Linked DNA regions of Mus musculus: region 2 is linked to region 1. The links are chromatin contacts, found by Hi-C in ENCODE. All regions are on one chromosome and are shown on one strand. The core of a region is the stretch at or near the end of the contact, and the rest is flanking DNA. Distances in the headings are between cores, read along the strand shown. Region 1 holds the start of Ankrd36 (ankyrin repeat domain 36). Region 2 overlaps Tns3 (tensin 3).

Region 1 (4,355 bases), core at 1,085-3,584:
TTGTGACCCAGCCTCACCTCAGGGAGAAGTCATTTTAAAGTGTCACTAGCAGTATGATTTTTCATTTACCATAAAGCACTTTTGTTTGAGTTTTCGGGTCAAGTCTGATTCTAGACAGTTTCATTTGTTTGCTTGTTAAAACTGGGTCTCACTGGTTACAGACTGGCCTCAAACTCACGGAGATCTTCCTGCCTCGGCTTCCCAAGAGCCAGGATCAAAGGTGTGAGCCACCATGCCTGGCCAAATTCTAAGAGAAATTTTGTTTTCATGTCTCATTTTACTCTCATTAGAAAAACTGGTGAAAATATTTAAATTATATTTTAAAAGAAACTTTGGTGACCTATTTGAAGAATATTTAATGTAATATTAATACAGTTTTCTCAAATATTTTTATGGATACATAAAATCGTGTGCTCTGAAACTTCCTTTGTCAATTAACTTATTCTAAACCATTTTTTTAACCAAAGAATTCTCGCTTTCAGCTTCTACGTGTGGAAATGGTCCCACATATTGTTCAGGCAAATGCCTTTTAATTTGGGATATAAAACTGCGTGTTACCTTTGTCTTAACTTCGGTGTCTGCATTGAATGCCAGAAGCTTGGCGGCTATGGTGGTGTCCTTGTTGTAGACCGTGTAGTGGAGGGAGGTGTTCTGATGGATATCGACGGCGTTGGAGTCGGCGCCGTTCTCTAGAAGAATCTTCACACAGATCTCGTGCTGGCGCTGTGTGGCCTGCGGGGATTGTCCCAAGGAAACAGACTCAGTTCAAGAAAGTCTAGAATTATAATCCACACCTCAGAATCCGGGGGTTGTGCTAGTTCATCTTCTGCCCCGCTTGTTGGTTACCTTGATCAGAGCTGTGCTTTCCTCTCGGTCTCGGGCTTCGATGTTGCAGTCATACCACAGCAAGAGGCTCACCATTTCTGACTGGCCGTGAGCACAGGCGTAGTGAAGAGCAGTCCTGGGAGAGAGAGTGCGCCTGAGGGCTACTGTGCAATGTGAGGAGGCAGCTCACACTTTTCGGAAGCAGAATAGCCGGTTTTGACATTCTTTTTTCTATTTAGCAGTGCTAAGAAAGAGCAGTTAAACATGGAGGACCCCGAAGGAGAGGGCATTGCAAGAGACACGGGAAAATTTGCAAAGGAAGATTGGGAACGTGTTGTTGACTGCGGTCGTCCTGAACTAGGGACCACATTGGCAAGCTCCAAGGCTTTGATGGTCTCTTAAGATGTGAAGGCCACCAGTGGACCATCTGCTTCTGCATCAAGGAAGCAACCGAAGCTAATGGAGCACCTGTGGGAACTTTGGAGCTTCACGTACTATGTAATGAAGATGGATGCTAATCAAACTAGCCCACTTCAGGGCCAGGCGAACTAATGGATGAATCAGCATTGGTTAATAAAGATGGCTACCCTGAATAACTGGACGTGAAGCCCTGCTGACACTCCAGCCTCCGTGTAAGGTCCCTCAATAAATAACTTATAGTCCTCCGTTACCGTGAAATAAAAAGAATATGGAATTTTATTGAATGAACTTCCTTAGGACCCATCGCATTATTAACTTTTTCCATGTGCAGGAGAAATCACATTTAAATTGTCAAGAGTCTTCTAAAAACAGAATTATATGGGGTTTGGAAACCGACTAAACTAAATGAGTTTAGTTTTTTATTTGCTTCTCATGAAGAGTGTCTGGGCTCTGGACCCATCCAGGGTTTCAGATGCTGAGGCACCTGTGGTAGGAAGAAAGGCTAGCACCTCCTGTTAAAGCAGGCCTTAGCCTCCCTTCTCCACTCCCGAGGCCAAGATCAGTTTCCTCTCCTTAGGCCCTGCTGCCACTCATTTACCCCTGTTCTGGGCCACCTCCCAGCTCCCACCCCGCACCCTCTAACCTTTTCTTCCGGTCTGTAACGTTCACGTCAATATCCCCAAATTCGAGCATCTTCTGCACTTGGGGTATGTCCCCCACGCTTGCAGCTTTGTGGATCCTTTTCACAGGCATGTACCCAGTGAGGTACCTGGGAGGTTCTTGGTTCTCAGCATGCCTAAAGCTCAGAAAGCCCCAAGGCGAGTGACCCTTGAAGATCTTCTTCATGGCTCAGACTGTGGCCCTTCACCCTATCTCTACCCCTCCAAAACTCAGTGTTTATAACGCCTTCCTCCCTCCCAGTAACAACCTCGGTGCTCACAGCAAACCAGTTCTTTCAAGTCCCAGTCTTAGCCACCGCCAGCCAGTCCCAAAAGAGAGCCAACCAAGTCTCAGAATCTCGCCAGGATGCGCCCACAAAAGAGCCCCAAGGTTTAGCATCCCTCCACCTCTTAGGCAGTTGGCAGGACTGTCGTTGCCCAGCAACACCGTGTGCACGTGCTCCAGAGACCCACCCCCCACTCCCCAGGCAACCAATCAAAGCACGTAGCCAACAGTGCTCAGCACGCATGTGAGGCTCAAGAGCAACTGTGCCTTCAAGCATCAAACGTGTGCACCACTAGGCAGATGGTCCCGATGCTTAAGGCCTACTCAGTCTTGAAACATAACTCCCTTTAGATAGATCTACAGGCCTCTAAAGTCTAGTCTCCAAGAAAACCTTCCTCAGAATTCGAACTTGAGGCCAGCATCATCTTGCATGCCCAGCCAGACTGGGTGACCGTAGTAGGACCCTTTCCTAACAAGCAAGCAAGCAAACGAAGAAATCTCAGAATCTCCATATGTTTACACACACCCCTACCCCCGCTCCCAGAGACTAGCAATTGCAATAATAGAATGCTGCATTAGTGGTTTCGTAGACGGTGACAGTATTTGTGGTGGTGTGCGTGCTGGTGTGGAGGGAGCTGCACACTGTCCAGATAAAATGAGATCATGCGTCTGCTGCCTCTCGCCCACTTATTTGCTCCTCAGCATGGTCTCTGCTCGATGTTTTTTCCTCTTTAAATCTTCAGGGTTTATTTGGATCACTGTGTAATATTTCAAACTTTACCTTTTGATTGACTGTTGTCTCAGAAATCTCTTTCCATTTATGTTAGAATGACACTTTAGGCAGCTGGATCCTGTGTCATAGCCTTGCCCCATTGTCCTGGTCCTCCCTCTCCCTCTCCCCCTCCTCCTGGTTCTACATTTCTCCCATCTTTCTGGCCACCACACACCAACTCCTCATGTATACTACTGGTGAGTAGCAGTTTCCAGCCAGGATTTGACTGAATCTCTAATTCTCTGCCCTAGTTTTTGGCTAATATCTTCTCCACATTCTGTATTCTTTACTGTGTATTTGCCTTCCACTTGCAATCTCCCCTCCAGATCCCATCGTCTGCCTGGGCCCTGTCTCACACTTCCTAGGTGCCATCGACGACAGAAGCAGGATCCAAATTCACTGCTACCCCTAGCTCCAGACCATGCAGATCATCCATGCTGTTACCCAAAAATCAACGGTGCCCAGGAGGGTCGAAGTAGAGAATGTAACACCCACCCCGCTCTGCATCTGCCCTGCTTCACAAAGAAAGACCCAAGAGATGAGCAGTGGTGAAGTAGCCTGCATTAACACTGTGAAGGAGCCTCAGAGGAAGAGATCCAGACCTGACCACTAGCCCCACCATGTGAGGAGCAAGTGTACCCCTGTATGAGCAAGCATTCTCAATATGAGCGCCATGGTCAGGTTAAAGAGGACAACTGCTGCCCCCCTTCCCCCCCGCGATTCATGAGACTGGTGAGGCCTCCCCTGGTTCAAGAATGAGTGTGGACAGTGTGTACAGGAGATAAAACCCACAGCTTCCTCTTCCTGATGTCAGCAGCTGAGATGGCTCCCCAATAGAGACACCCCTACCCAGATTAACTAACCCTTGCTCAGCTACAGATAATAAATATGTCGAGGGTCTAAGACACCATTACATTGCTGTGAAGAGACACCGTGACCAAGGAAACTCTTTTTTAAAAAGCATTTAATTGGGGACTTGCTTACAGTGTTAGAGGGTGAGTCCATGAGTATCAGCGGTAGGACACAGGCAGGCATGGTGGTAGCTGAGAGCTTTGCGTCCTGATCCACAGACAGCAGGCAGAGAGGAGAGTGAGAGAAGACTGGACTTGGTGTGGACTTTTGAAACTTTAAAGCTCACCCCTAGTGACACGCCTCCTCCAACAAGGCCACGCCTCTCATTCCTTCTCAAACAGGTCCACTCCCTGCTGAGTAAGCATTTAATTTATGGGGCTATGGGAGCCATTCTCATTCAAACCACCACACTGAGTTTCCATCTTGCTAGTGCATCTCTCTCAGAGACCGCAGACCACCCAGTCCCAGCTTTTCTGTGTTGTGTCATCTCTTCAGTCTCTGTCACTCCATTCAGGTCAATCCCAAAACCACGCAGGCCAAG
Region 2 (4,355 bases), core at 1,242-3,741, 3.0 Mb before region 1:
TGGGTGCTGCCATGAGGAGGAGGACAAGCAGCTAGAGCCCGCTGGGTATATTTTTGTGAGATTCATCCTGTGACAATCCTTTTTGATTTAGCTTCCCACGCACAGGACAGAATGTGCAGAATTTCTGTGTTGATAGGGTTCAGGACAAAGACCTGCAGACAGGTGTGGCTTATATAGGACGTGTTTATGGAGCCAGCTTGAGCCTGCACATGCGTGGCCCCATGAGGGTGTGTCCTGATGCCTTGGCTCTTAGCCTGTCGTCCTCTAGTCTCCACCCTTCTGAAGAGTACTCAGCCTCCATGATGCCATGCCTTGGCTGGTAGGTGCACATTCACAGAAGGAGGTGCCTCAGCTCAGAGACTCCTGAGTAGAACCATCCGTAGAAGCATACCCGAGGAAGGGTTGACACTGGGAGGGCCCTTGTCCTGGTGCCCTGCATTAGTGTCTGCTACTCAGTTTTCGGTCCAGTTTGTGGCCTTGGATGGATATCCTGAGACTGAAGATGGCCCTGGCCCACGGTGTTTCCCTCAGTGACATGCCAGGGGGCAGAGGACCAGAGTGTTAGGTTAGAGCTGCATCTGAAGAGGATGAACAAGCATGAAGATGAAGAATATGAGGTGTCATCCTCATCTGGACCCTGGACAGACAATGAGCTCACCTCATTCTGTGACCTGGACAACTGCCTGCTCTTTCTATATCTTCATCCTGCTCCCGCTGGCTCTTCATCCTCAAGAGATGAAGTTGGGGAGTTGGGTAGGTGGGTCCACAGGTCACAGGGGCAAGAGCAGTAGTGACAGAGCCCCAGAGCTTTGTGGGCTCCAGAGAGTAGAAAGAAGTGTGGAGAAACTGTCCTGCTTTCTAGACAGGTTGAATGGCAGTTGGAACCTATGAGCCCACAAAGATAGCCACTGAGCCCAATCACAGGACTGCTGGCCGTCCATGTTTCTTAATGCCAGGTTAACTGGCATGAACCAAGAATGGGAGCATCCTGAGAGAGGCAATGCGGTTCTGTCTGTGGTCAGTTACTGCTCTTGCTTTACACAAGGAGAAGTAAACTACAAATGCCGATTATAGCCAGGTTTCTCTCGTCCTGATATCTGGTTGTAGCTAAATTGGAAGGACATATCGTGATGTGTTTTGTTGATTGTAGATGGTCTGCCTAGGACTTGAGTAACCTGATCACAGAGCTTATGTCTCATTTCTAGTCCCTGGAGCTGCACACTGCACAGCACCTGTTTATAGGGGGATGTGCGATGTAGAAGACCCCCTGCCGTGTGTGTGTGTGTGTGTGTGTGTGTGTGTGTGTGTGTGAGTGTGTGTGTGATGTTTAAACAAGGTCTCCCTATGTATCCTTCTCTGGTCTGAACTCTTTGTAGACCAGGCTGGCTTCAAACTGACAGATTCTTCCTCTATTTCCCAAATTCTTGCGTTAAAGATGTGTGCCCATGCCAAACCCTTATCCATCATTTTTAAACTCGAGTTTCTGGCATGGTATAGGAATTCCTCCCACATATGCTTCTGGTCAGTTACTTGAAAATATTGGTAAACTATATTTAGGACAGTTTTCAGTTTATAGAAAATTAAGCATGCGTTTGGTATATTTAAAATCTGTCTAATGCATAGTACCTGGTGAGTCAACATCAATACATTGTTAACCAAAGTCCACAAGCCTATAATTTACACACGGGGTTCATTGGGGTGTTGGTCCATCTGTGGGTCTGGACTGTTGTTAGTGACATGTGCCCATCGTTACAGTGGCGGTGAGAATAGTTCAACTGCTCTCAACATTGTCTGTTTTTCCTCTTCCTCTTCTCTTCCTGCAGCCCCTGATAACCACACACATTTTATTCTTTCTCTAACTTTCCATTCTCTAAAATGTCATAGTCGGAATCATGCAGAGGGTAGCATCTTCGAGTTGGTTGCTTCAGCTTAGCGATCCACATTTAATGTGCCTCTTTGGCTCTTCATGTCCTGTTAGGCCTTTTCTGCTTACCAATGGGTAAGTAGTATTCTGTGTTGTGGAATACAGGTGACATCTTAAAGGCAGAGACTGATTGCGCATAAATTACTAACTGGTACTAGGATGCCTGTGTGCCCCAGTGGAGGCTTGCTGGAGTGGATTGAACCATAATTCTTTATTAACCATGAGTTCCCCTTGTTCAGCGCCATCACCGACTCCCATCACTGGCCCACATGGTTCTAGTACCAGTTCCCTGAGTGTCCAAAGCCATGGGTTAGTTTTCACTCTGTGTTTATTTGTTGGCTTCTTCCCCCATCCACCCATCAAAATCTAATATGTACAGGAGACACTGAGAGTGTATGAATTCAAAATATGTGTTTCTGCTGCCAGTCATTGTATGAGCACAGAGGAGATGAAGAGCTGGTTAGAGGGAAGCGTGAGTGCAAAGCAGAGGACCCCTCTCTCTGCCAAGAATATGAGTCAGCGTCCTGGTGGAATAATGGCGTGTCCCAGACAGATGAGTGGCCATGTGTCACATAGCTCTTGAGAAACTTACTAAGGAAGATAAGCACTATAAATAGTGTCCACATCAGAGACCAAGGTCATACTGCTACCTACTGCTCCCAAATGGAAACTACCGTGACTGGACAGCCTTCCTTTCCATAGTTCCAGAAAACTCTTTAAGAAGGGGAGTTACCCAGGGGGTCTAACGTGGGTGAGCCAGGAGAAAGCTGGGGAGTAAGACATGTCACATGAGCAAGGTCCTCAGCAGCCTCCTGGACAAACAAGAAGCACGTCCACGTTTTGACTCCCACGGGGACTTTAGCTCAGGACACAGCAGTCTCTGCTTGAGCACACTTCATCTCCCAGCTGCCCTGAAAGCAGGGTGTTGTTCTTAGAGGTTTTACTGCTTTTCCCTGGAAGCTTAGCGAGCTGACTCTGGGAGAGTCCAAGGGAAGCCCTTTCCACTATCTCAGGAGGAGATATGCGTAGACTATGTTTTCAGTTTCACATGCATAGGAAGTTCTAGAGAAAGGAACCCACATTGTAGAGAAAAGAAAAATCCATAAATGTGAAAGTTTACACTCACCAGTTCCAGCTTGAAACCACCCTGCAGAGACCTCCACCTTCTCTGGCCCCAGCGTCTCATGTTGCCCAATGAGGAAGGACTTAGCTGGAGGTACACTAACTGGTTGCTTGACATTCAAGGTGAACTTCTATTTTTATGAATGATGTGTAGATTTAAAAAAAAAGTTTTGGATGGGTGTGTTATTACTTCTTTTCTAAGATTCTCGGAAAGAACTAGAACTTCCTCAGAGTTAGGAGAATGTGGATCGTGTTGACTACAGGTGCTGTGACACAGTGCCAGCCTCTGGGGACCGCTTTGTGGCTCCTGTACCTGCTACCTGAGAAGCCCTTGTTCATGTTTCTTTTCTTTCTTTAAGGTGGTGACTCCCTGCTCTGTGCAAGTCCACCTGGACCAGGTAAGACTTTCACATTCCTTTGGGGCTCTGGTATGAGCAGCCAGGGTGGTCTCTGTACAGGCTCTGCCTTCCTTGGGGATTTTTCTCACTTAGAGGGTAGAAAGGCACTCTCCTTTGTTTTTGTTAAGATAGAAAATCCACCCACCTAAGAGGTGGTCCCAGTACTCAGAAGGCAGAGGTAGGCAGTGTTCAAGGCCAACATGGTGTACAAAGTGAGTTCCAGGACAGCCAGGGCTATGCAGAGGAATCTTGTCTCTCAAACGAAACAAAAAAGGAAGCAAATGCCCATGTTCTTTTGCAGTGGCAACCTGTAGGATCAGTAGCATTTACCTTTGGGGCTTGGACCCCCGGCTTAAGGTGCTGAGCCCAGTCAGTAGCAGTGCCAGAGGCACAGTGTGGCATTCACCTCTAACATATGCCATGCTTTTATCTCACTGAGAGTAAACATAGCAACCCTTTCTCTGTGACGTGTCATTGGGTGAGTGTAAAGTTTCCCTTTGCTCCTTACTGGGTTCTGCTTTGAATGTCAAGACCACCTGCTCTTTGTTTCTAGTGACTTCTTAACTTGCAGCAGGCCTGTGAACTAGGAGGTAGGAGACAGGCAGCCTTGTTACCACCAGTCAGGAGTGGCTCTGAGGAGGCCCCTGTGATGCCACCCAGGGTTGCTTGGGGAGTATACACTCTCCCAGCCTCACTTGTGAGGGAAAACAGTGAGCCCGACACTTCCAGCAAGGTGCCTTTCATGTGTGTTGCTTGACGTTTGCAAAGTGGATGGGGTCATGGCGCCACTCTGCTTTCCCGTATGTAGCACCCGATGGCTCAGTTAGGGTCTTTGCTTGTTTTCCTACTGTTATGTCTTTGTGGATGGAGCCCAGAGGTCTGTAGACAGGAGGCTGGTCCTGGCTTGTCTT

The links. A loop is a pair of places that touch in the nucleus more often than their neighbours do.
Region 2: a map of T-helper 17 cell shows a loop between it and region 1 (11-fold over the local background). The contact joins the enhancer-like site here to the promoter of Ankrd36 in region 1. A Hi-C loop is called at or near these places in 2 of 37 maps with a recorded cell type or tissue (T-helper 1 cell and T-helper 17 cell).

Annotation. Positions count from the first base shown.
Region 1 is chr11:5,567,663-5,572,017 of GRCm38, reverse strand. It overlaps Ankrd36 (ankyrin repeat domain 36), which reads right to left and starts at 2,334. Exons shown (of 27, transcript NM_023816.3): 1 at 1,889-2,334; 2 at 847-961; 3 at 559-732. The coding sequence starts at 2,091. It overlaps Gm39573 (a long non-coding RNA gene), which reads left to right and starts at 2,900. Exons shown (of 3, transcript XR_872233.1): 1 at 2,900-3,159; 2 at 3,289-3,694.
Region 2 is chr11:8,578,172-8,582,526 of GRCm38, reverse strand. Tns3 (tensin 3) reads left to right here. Exons shown (of 31, transcript NM_001083587.1): 4 at 3,406-3,444. Among named protein-coding and RNA genes, the nearest start is that of Tns3, 84 kb to the left of the region's middle. Within about 2 kb of position 2,491, at least 1 of the 3 ENCODE cell types and tissues checked has a DNase peak (open chromatin) inside an H3K27ac peak, as active enhancers do.